2 separate regions of the Mus musculus genome follow, and region 1 is linked to region 2. Evidence: chromatin loops called from intact Hi-C (ENCODE). Cell type or tissue: gastrocnemius. All regions are shown on one strand. Region 1 holds the start of Pdzd3 (PDZ domain containing 3). Region 2 overlaps Vps11 (VPS11, CORVET/HOPS core subunit).

Region 1 (5,000 bases), 100 kb before region 2:
ACTGAGTGGTAAGAAGTAGACAATGTTCTAAACCCTTTCCTGCAGAAACTAGATCCCATTCCCTTAAGCCTGGAGTACTTTTGGTCCCTTTAAACTATCTTGGCTTAAATGGGCACGGCGGTGCATACCTTTAATTCACACAATTGGGAGGCAGAGGCGGGCGGATTTCTGAGTTCAAGGCCAGCCTGGTCTACAGTGAGTTCCAGGATAGCCAGGGCTGTACAGAGAAACCCTGTCTTGAAAAACCAAACCAATCTTGGTTTTTTTTCCTGACCAATAAAACACAAATCCTGTGTGTGTGTCTGTATACATATACATACATTTACTTATTTATTTGGACAGTAGCGTATGTATACTAAAGTGCTCACAAAGAGGTCAGAGGGCAAATTCCAGGAGCTGGTTCTCTTCTTCTACCGTGTGGTTCTGGTGAGTCAACTCCGGTTGCCAGGCTTAGAAGCCAGCACCTTTACCTTTTAAGCTATCTCACCAGCCAGCTGGGAAAGGCTGTACCAGGACATTACAATAGCCAAGAACCAGCTCCCAAGACTCTAAGGTATCCACAGTAGAAGGAAGATACACCTCCAATCAATCCTTCTGCCAGATGACAACAGAGCCACATCTAACCTATGTTCTCCATGGCTTCAATCCTCGGTGGCTCCACAGCGTCATCTTCTTGAGCAGAACTGCATCTTTGGCGCACAGCTCCCCAAAATGTCCACATATAGCATCCTGTGGCGTCTCAGGCTCCCTGTGGAGCCCGCCTTCGGTCTCTGTCCACACCCCTCTGCTGGAGGTAGGCTCATGAGAAAGGAGAAGGTCCCTGGCAGTCCTGTGATTGGTGGTTTCTGAATCCTCCAGCTCCCAATTCCAACTTCAAGAGATTGTTCCCAGCTCCCTCCACCTCAGGGTGCAGAGCGAGGGCAGGAGAACTACTAGGCAAGTCTATGCTGGTAAGCTAGGCTGAACAGGGATGTCCTATAGCAACTCTGAAGCCAGAGTCCAGTCCTACATACGGAGAGAACAAGGGGAGTCAGTCTCAAACCAGAAGAGTTCACTTTCCTGCCCCAACATGCTCTGCTCAGGAATAGGACTTTGTCCTCCAATCCTTCTGTCCCCACCTCCTATGACCAACGGTTCCCTCCTGCACATCTCACACAGCTCGACCCGTTAGCCCTCCTCTCTGCCCTTCTCATAATTCCATTTGTCTCTTTGACTTCACCTCTCCAGACTCCAAGGAAATCCAGGCTTCTAAGCCCTGCGGATTCCTAGCTCCTAGCTTCAGGCAGAGGGGTGGCTCAGCCTCAGTCAGTTGCTGAAGCCTGTCCAGTTCACTGTCTCCGCCCACAGGATATCCGTTCACCTCCAAAACTGTATCTCCCACTTGCAGCCCTGCCCGGGCAGCTGAGCCTCCTGGGGTCACCTGGCAGTGTAAGGGGATACACAAAAGTATTGGTTAGGTGTTCTACGGCTGGGCAGACTGGGGGGCAGAGAAAGGTAGGTGGTGAATGATGGGTAGATTCCAAGGCACATGGTGCATCAGTCACCTGGGAGATGAAAAGACAAGGCCCACTGGCCACACAGCAGAGTCTGAATCCATAGCCACCTCCAGGCCCCGGGTACAAGAAGCATTGGCAGGAGCCAGCAAGGCCAGAAGGCTCAACTGTGTCTTCAACCGGAAGATCCTTGGTCTCTGCCAGAGGAGGAGCAGCAATCTCAGTGTTCTCCAAGAAGAGGAGGGGAGACAGGCGTACCTGGGGAGGTACGGTGGGGGGAGAAAAACCTGTGGCACCTGAGCCCTGCTCCATTTCTGCCCTCTCCCCAACCCAGTCACATACCATGCTGAAGAAGCGGTCAGCCTCAGGATCGACGACAATGAGAGAGACACAAGAGCCCTGTGCCCGGATTCTAGACACTGTTTCCTCATGGCCCAGCCCATCCACGCTTTCCCCGGCCACAGCCACCAGGCGGTCTCCAGCCTTCATCCCAGCCTTGTCAGCTGGTAGTCCTGGATCCACGTCCCACAAGAACTGCCCTGGGACAGAGACATCTTCACTGCTCTCCCCTGACTCACGCCCATGCTCTCCCAGGAACTAACTCTACAGTGCATGGAAAGCTGCCGCTGGGGGCTGTGGGGCATCGCTCATGGATGCTGAGAAGCACAATTGAATGTGTATGGCCAGCCTATCGTCCAGCTTCCTACCAACCCCCAGAGCTGCCACTCACCAAGTCGGCCATCCAGGCCCTTCTCCTCCCGGAGCAGGAACCCAAAGCCTTCAGGTCCTTTCTCTATGTTTAGACATCGGGGCTTGGCGGGCAATGCCCAGCCCTCTGCCAGGGGTGCAGCAAGAGGCATTCCTAGTTGGTGACACTGTTCCTCTACCTCCAGCCCTGCCACCAGCAGAGTCACCTGATCTCCACTCTGCCAAAGCTGTGAGGGCAGAGCAAGAATGTAAGCATGGGACATCTGTGTGGGACAGAAAGGCAGGCATCTAGCTCCTCCCGGGGACCCGGAATGAGGGCAAGCCTCATGCAAACTAGAGGGAAAAGAAGAGGGTAAGGAGGGAGAGTTCATGTAGGGAGTCACCGCAGGAAGCCCTACCTTCCTATTGAGCTGGTTGTATGTGAGCTTCTCCACACTGGCCCCATTCACTTCCAGCAGCCTGGCTCCAGGGGGCACCCCTGCCCTCTCAGCAGCTCCTCCTGCACTGAGCACCAACCAGAAAGGACCTCGACTTCCTAAAGGCAGAAAAAGTAAGTCCCAGCCTGCTGCCTACCTAGAACCGAAGCTAAGCTCCCCAACCCTGCCCACCCATAGCAGGCCCTAAGCTCACCGTGGGTGACGCTGAAGCCAAAGCCGCCTTCATCTTTTACTACATGGCACAACCGGGGCCTGACCCCCGAGGGTAGGGTAGGACAGAGGAAAGCGTCACTCCCCTGCAGAACACGCGCCACATCATGCACGTGTTGTGCCAAGACTGTCAGCAATACCCGGGGACCGCTGGCCCGGATGTAGCGCACTACCTATAAAAGGGGACACAGGAGAAAAAGGTTGGCCCTCTGAAATCCCAGGATCCCCTAGAACGTGCGTTTTCACTGTGAAACCCACGTCTGTAGTTGCCTTCACTCAATCTTTCTCCCTAGGTACCTCCAAATCATGGGGTCTGAGGAGAGTGAGGCTTGGCCCATGAAGTGCTATGGAATGTTCTTTTGTACCACGAGGAGTCCCAGCCCAGCCTCACCACCGCGTGGTCCTCATGTGCCACAATATTATTGTTCACCGCTAGGATCCGATCTCCTTCCCGGAGACCCTGGCGCTGGGCTGAGGTGCCCGGATCGACCCTGCACACCACATGGTCAGCCTTGCCTAGATGCTGCTGCAAATGGAACCCAAAAGTCTTTTCCTCCTCCTTGCTCAACAGACAAAAGCGAGGCCGGTGCAGGTTCCAGGGATCTGGAGGAGGAGACAGGTAGCAGAAAAAAAAAAAAGAAGGAGGGGGCACAGCCCTGGTACAGGGGCATCAAAAGACTGGCAGACCCTGCTTTCCTGTGAGAGCGCTGGTCAGCTTCCAGCCAGTGAGAGGGCGGGCTTTATAGCTGAATGAACTCTGCGTGGGCTGGGAGGCTAAAGCAAAGGGATGTCTTCCCCCTCTACTTCTGCTTAGTTACTGATATCAGAGGGAGGCAGTTAGCAGTTACCAAGGAGATAGGAGGCTGTGTGGCACCCTAGTGTCTCTAGGGAAAGGAAACAGTTGCCAAGGGTGAGGGGGTTACCAGATTGGTCCTGGTCTTCAGCGAGGGAGAGGACAGGATTGTCAATGCCCAGCCTTGGATTAAACTTAAACTTCCTATAAGGAGGCAGGAGAGGCAAATAAGAGGTGCTGGGAGCTGGACTTGGGTCCCAGATTCTACTTTAGGTGCTGCTGCCAGCTGAGAGTCGTCCCCCCCACCCCCTTCAGTTGTTCTTCTCCAGCCCTCAGACTACTTACAGAGTTAACAAGGCCGTGTCCCGAAGATCTGCGGGACAAAGGAGAGTGAGAGGAGAGACACACTCCCCACCCCACCCAGAGACGGGACTCTCGTGATAAAAAACCAAAAAGGTTTAGGAGAAACCCAACCCCTTTCCATTCTGCTTCTCTGTCTTCACACACACACACACACACACACACACACACACACACACACACACACACACACACACACGGGTGCTGACTCCCCTGTATTTTCCTCCCCCAGTACTGTGGAACATAAATCTGAGCCTATCAGCAGAAGGTGTGGGCCAGGAAGATAGATCTATAAGCCCACCTCATTCCTATTCCTATAGGGCTCCAAGCCCCGATAGCAAGTGTGTTCTAGACCCAGAGATTCCAAATCTGCCCCCTCTGCCGCCACCCCAAAGTCCCCTTTCAAGGATATCGCCTTACTTCCTACCTGCAGCTGCCTCCATAGTTGGATCACTGACCCAGGACTTAAGAGTAGGGACAAGGTTCATTATAACCAGCTGACCCTCCCACCTGCCCCCTCCCGAGTCACGCCTTCTTGAAGACGCTGCAAGGAAGCATTGGGGTAATGGTTAACAGCAATGGGACTTATTCTCTGCAAAGTGCGAGTGTAAGTTCCTTCTGCCCCCAGGTCTTGCGCCCTACCTCTTACGACGCTCAGTTGCTCTTATGCACAACAAAAAGCAGGTTACTGTCATCTCAAGCTGGGGGCAGTAGGTATGAAGGGTTAAAGGAATTCGAAGGCCCAGCAAGAGCAACCCCATCCCAGGCGCTCACACCCGGGCCTTCCAGCAACAAAGTTATCTAAAGATTCTTGAGCCTCTCCTTTTGCCTATCAGACTATTCAAACGATGGATCTCAAAGACTGGAATTCCTTCAGGAATCTTAAACTGGGCAAGAGAGAAGATGAAGCCCCGAGGCCAGCCAGAACTTGTCTGCCAAGAAGAAGTTTCATGAAGTTTGGACAATTTGTCAGACCACGGAGTTGGATGGATGGACTGG
Region 2 (5,000 bases):
ATCCCATTAAAGATAGTTGTGAGCCACCATGTGTTTGCTGGGAATTGAACTCAGGACCTCTGCAAGAACAACAAGCATCTAACCACTAAACCTTATCTTCTAGCCCCTTCCTGCCATATTCATTCATTCATTCATTCATTCATTCATGGTTTTTCGAGACAGGGTTTCTCTGTGTAGCCCTGGTTGTCCTGGAACTCACTTTGTAGACCAGGTTGGCCTTGAACTCAGAAATCTGCCTGCCTCTGTCTCCCGAGTGCTGGGATTAAAGGCGTGCGCCACCACGCCCGGCCGCCACTTTTATGTTTAAGATTTCTTTTTTCAGTTCTGTGTGCATGAGCTGCAGTGGAGTTAGACGTGGTTGAGCACCTGACAGGAATGCTGGGAACTGAACTAGCTGGCTCCACAACAATAGGACACGCTCTTAATCACTGAGCCATCTCTCTAGTCCCCTTCTCTTTCTCCGTTTATTTTCTTCTCAGAATTTACAAGTATCTCAAACACTGTAACCATCGACCTGTTTGCTTTCTATATTTCTTTTAAATGTTATGTATGTGCCTGAATGTGTGTGTGTGTGTGCATGATAGAGTGTGGATACTTGCGGAGGTCAGAAGACGACGCCAAAATTCCTGGAGATGGAGTTACAGGCAGTTGTGAGGCACCTGGTGTGGGTGCTGGGAACTGAACCCAGGTCCTCTGCAAGCACAGCAAGCACTATTAACTGTCAAGCCATCTCTATAGCCCCAAGTCTGCCTTTTTAAAATGTTTAATGTATGTCTCAAGAACATCATGTCGAAGAAGGCAGGGCTACCTGTCTGTGTTATTCATGAAAGGCACTGGACATTATAGTAAAGGCTAAGTGGAATGAGAAACCATTTCATGATAAATATTATATGGCCAGGGAGTGGTGGTGCACGCCTTTAATCCCAGCACTTGGGAGGCAGAGGCAGGCGGATTTCTGAGTTCAAGGCCAACCTGGTCTACAAAGTGAGTTCCAGGACAGCCAGGGCTACACAGAGAAACCCTGTCTTGAAAAAACCAATAAATAGGTAGGTAGGTAGGTAGGTAGGTAGGTAGGTAGGTAGGTAGGTAGGTAGGTAGATAGATAGATAGATAGATAGATAGATAGATAGATAGATAGATAGATAGATAGATAGATAATTTACAATGTAATGGGGAGAACAGACAGAATACCTTATAGCTGGGCATGGTAATGAATGCCTGTGATCCCAGCACTTCAGGAGGATTAAGGAGTCCAGGGTTAGCTTCAGCTACATGAGACTGTCTCAAACAAACAGAACAAACTCCCCAAGACTTAGCACTTGGGAATAATCTCTACTATTGACAATTCTATCCAGGCATGATGGCTTGTCTTTGCAATCCTAGCACTTAGGAGGAAGAAGCAGAAAGATCACTTTGAGTTGAGCTCAAGGTCAGCCCAGGCTGCAGAGTAAGATTATGTCTCAAAAATAACACAAGACATGGGCTGGAAAGATGGTTCAGAGGATAAGAGCATCGGCTATTCTTCTCAAGAACCCGGGTTCAATTTCTGGCACCCACATGGCACCTGTCTGTAACTCTAAAATCCAATATCCTCACTCACTCAGCCACACATGCAGGAAAAACAAAACGCCAACGCACATAAAGTAAAATGAAAACCCAGGCCTGTAACCACAGCTACTGAGAAGGCTGAGGCAGTGGAATCAGCTGTTCCTCACCAGCCTGGCACACATGCCTGCAAGAGGAGGCTGGGCACCTCAGCAGAGGTGACACATGCCTGCAAGAGGAGGCTGGGCACCTCAGCAGAGGTGACAGCACTTGCTGTCCTAGCCTGGCATCTGAGTTTGAGCCCTGAACCCCATGTGGGAAGTGGGAAGTGATAGTGCATACTTGTGATCCCGCACTCCTAGAGGTGGAAACTGGCGGGTCAGATATGCAGCATAGCAGAAATAAGAAAGACTAGTCAAGAATTATTAAAGCAGTCCTCTGACTTCCACATGGCCCTGTGGCATACAGGCAGCCACACTTGCACACAGAAAACCAAAACAGGGGGCTGGTGAGATGGCTCAGTGGGTAAGAACACTGGATTTATGGCTGGCCATGGTGGCACACGCCTTGAATCCCAGTACTCAGGAGGCAAAGCAGGTGTGTATCTCTGTCTTCTAGGCCAGTTCAGTCTACACAGGGAGTTCTAGGACAGCTATGGCTATATAGACAGACCCTGTCTCAAACAAAAAAACCAAACCAAACCAGGAGGATATATAACTAATCATTTTTTTTTAGAATCCACTAAAACATCTTCAGAGGGCTGGAGGTGTATAGTTTCAGTGGAAGGGTAGGAGCCTCCCATGTGCGGAAGGCCCCAGTGCCCCTCAACCTTCCCAATGCCACGACTCTTTAATCCAGGTCAGGTTGTGGTGACCCCAACCACAAAAATACTTTTGTTGCTACTTTGTAACTGTAATTTTGCTTCTGTTATGAATCATAATATAAATATCTAATACACAGAATATCTTATATGTGACCCCAAAGGGGTCACGACCCACAGGTTAAAAACCAACGCCTGAGGTTAATCTTTGATGAAGGGAAAAGGGGAGAAAGGGAGAAAAAACAGGAAGAAACAAAGTAGGAGCTCCAACACACTTCATAATCCTCTGAGAGAGCAACAGCAGCATAGAGCAGCACACTGTTGACAGCCAAAGCCAGCCCCGCCCCACTGCACACACCCCAGCATGGCTACCTCAATACAGCAGCACAGCAGCACACCGTAACAGCCAAAGCCAGCCCCACCCCACTCCCACACCCCAGCATGGCTACCTCGCCTTGAGCTCCTGGATTTCCTGGCGGATGCGAGTGGTCTCCTCTCTGTATCGCCGCACCCGGAGCTCATCCTGTGCAATCTGCTGGCTCTGTTTCTGCAGTTTTTGGACCAGGTAATCTCGGATGATAGACAGGGTAGCTGTGGAGTTGTGGGCCAGGGTCTGCACCACTGAAATTGGGGACCAAGAGGGAAGAATGAAGCAGCAGAAGCAGTAGCAGCAGTAGCAGCAGCCGCCGCCGCCGCCACCGCCATGCAGAGCCCCTAGCTGCGGCAGCCTGTCCTCAAGGGCAGCCTGTCCTCACACGTACCTAGAAGAGGCGGCATGAGGCTCTTGTTCTCAATGTGCCTGAGCACAGCCGCCACATACTCCTTGCAGTCCTCCTCCTTGCGGGCGAAGTAGCTGAGGGCCTGTTCCCACAGGGAGGGCTCCTGCTCTCCATGGCGCTCACACACGGCAATCACCTGCCGGTACTGCTCGTGCTGCATGTGGTAATGCATGATCTGCTGGAACCTGGGGCCAGGAACAGGGCACACCTCACGAGTTGTCCACCTCATGGGTTGTCCTGCAAAGATCACCCGAATCTTCCTTTCCCCTGAGGGTCCCCCAAACTCACAGCTTCCCCTGCTCATAGAGGTAAAGGACCCCATCCTGGAAGTCGTGCATCTGGCACAGAACCAATGCCTTGTCAAACACGTCACAGAATCGGCCACTCTTCAGCAGGGAGATGGCCTCTGCATGAAGTTTCTCCTTGGCCTACAGGAGAAAGTGGTTGGGCCCTTAGTCATCAGATGGCACAAGGTCTTTTAGACAAGGCAAATCAAATGTCCCTCGCAATCCAATTTCCCATCAGTAAAACCTATCTGGCCCCAGAGGAAAGGGACTACTCTCAACATCAGCGCTTCTCAACCTGTGGGTCTTAACCCCTGAGCAAAACCTTTACCTCCAAAATACTGACATTATAATTCATAACAGTAGCAAAAATTACAGTTATAAAGTACGAAGGAAATCGTTTCATGACTGGGTCACCACATCGTGAGGAACTGTATCAAAGGTCGCAGCATTAGGAAGGTTGAGAACCACTGCTCTAGATAAAGCAACAAAAGTCAGCCGCAGGGCTGGAGAGCAGGCACAAAAGGAGCTAGCTTTTCTCTATTCACCAAGGCCTCCCACGTGCTAGAGCAGGGACCGCCCAGCTCGCTGCTTTCCAGCACCTCCCATGGCTCCAGTCAGGGTACCTGGGGATCTTTCTCATGGGCCCAGTTCTGCAGCCGCAGCTCCAGGAGCGTGTCATAGATGCCCTGCGGTGAGTCCGGCTGCACCTCACTCATGTGTTCTAGGAAGGCTTTCAGCTCTCGTGGGTTGTTGGCAAAGATGGGGATGAACTCCTCAGAACTGGCCTGGGACAGAGGGGAGAAGCAAGCATGGTGGCTAAGGAAGGTGGCTCAGCGCTCACAGGCCTCTAAGGTGACCCCTGCTACTCAAACTGCTTCCCAGGTCTCACCCGGCAGCTCAGAGCCTCCCGATCGCCTCGGCCTTCCAGACTGGGTCGATAGTCAGTGCAGAGGCCTTTCAGCAACTGGGTTGTCTGCTCCGGTATGTGGTGCATGAGGGTCTTGCCATAGCGTTTCATGTTACTCTCCGCTTGCTCGAAAGGCAGCTTCCCGATATACCGAAGGGCTTCCTGATAGTTCTGTGGAGAGGTGACAGGTGAAGAAGTGCCCCGGTCGGTCTCACCCACCAGGATGTATTTTTATTTTTAAGTGTGTCTTCAAAGTGGCATTCTGCCCAAAGCAAGAACCTCACCCACCTTAATGTCCTCTAGCTGGATCTTCAAGTACCACTCATGATGTGCATGATTCTCAGCCAGATAGAGGGCATGGGAGTAGTAGCCAGCCTGCCGGAGGACCTTGATGGCTGTCTCTACATCAAAGTGGACTTCACTCTCACTCTTTGTCTGCCAATAAGACATTAAACACTTCATTTGCATGAAGTGGCTACAGAAGAGAGACTAAACAGGCATCTGCCATTACAGCATGTTTCCACAGGGCAATTACATCCTGGCTTGAAAAACATGCCAACCAGCCTTTTGCAACTTCTGCTTCAAGACCCAAGGCTCTCCTCTGTCCCTATCACTAGGAAGACATTTCTAGGGACTCGGGGCTTCCTTAATGGCACTTATTG

Evidence for each region. Hi-C counts contacts between places; a loop is a spot of excess contacts. Peaks named below come from ENCODE experiments on the same cell type or tissue, not always from the same donor. Only the 100,000 strongest peaks of a DNase experiment are listed, where the experiment ranks them.
Region 1: a loop joins it to region 2, with 2.6 times the contacts of the local background. A loop is called at or near these places in 7 of 42 quality-filtered maps.

Annotation. Positions count from the first base shown.
Region 1 is chr9:44,247,012-44,252,011 of GRCm38, forward strand. Ccdc153 (coiled-coil domain containing 153) reads left to right here. Exons shown (of 7, transcript NM_001081369.2): 7 at 1-295. It overlaps Pdzd3 (PDZ domain containing 3), which reads right to left and starts at 4,453. Exons shown (of 11, transcript NM_133226.2): 1 at 4,429-4,453; 2 at 3,987-4,014; 3 at 3,772-3,845; 4 at 3,240-3,451; 5 at 2,832-3,021; 6 at 2,600-2,736; 7 at 2,224-2,428; 8 at 1,836-2,032; 9 at 1,545-1,751; 10 at 1,220-1,420; 11 at 301-1,005. The coding sequence starts at 4,444. The coding sequence ends at 976. In gastrocnemius, a CTCF peak has its summit at 2,672 (motif pointing right); DNase peaks (open chromatin) are centred at 2,675 and 3,609; H3K4me3 peaks cover 941 bases; H3K27ac peaks cover 1,358 bases.
Region 2 is chr9:44,349,783-44,354,782 of GRCm38, forward strand. Vps11 (VPS11, CORVET/HOPS core subunit) reads right to left here. Exons shown (of 16, transcript NM_027889.2): 9 at 4,627-4,773; 10 at 4,321-4,509; 11 at 4,055-4,216; 12 at 3,433-3,572; 13 at 3,127-3,329; 14 at 2,815-2,986. Among named protein-coding and RNA genes, the nearest start is that of Vps11, 9.4 kb to the right of the region's middle. In gastrocnemius, no CTCF peak of the experiment used is centred here; no DNase peak of the experiment used is centred here.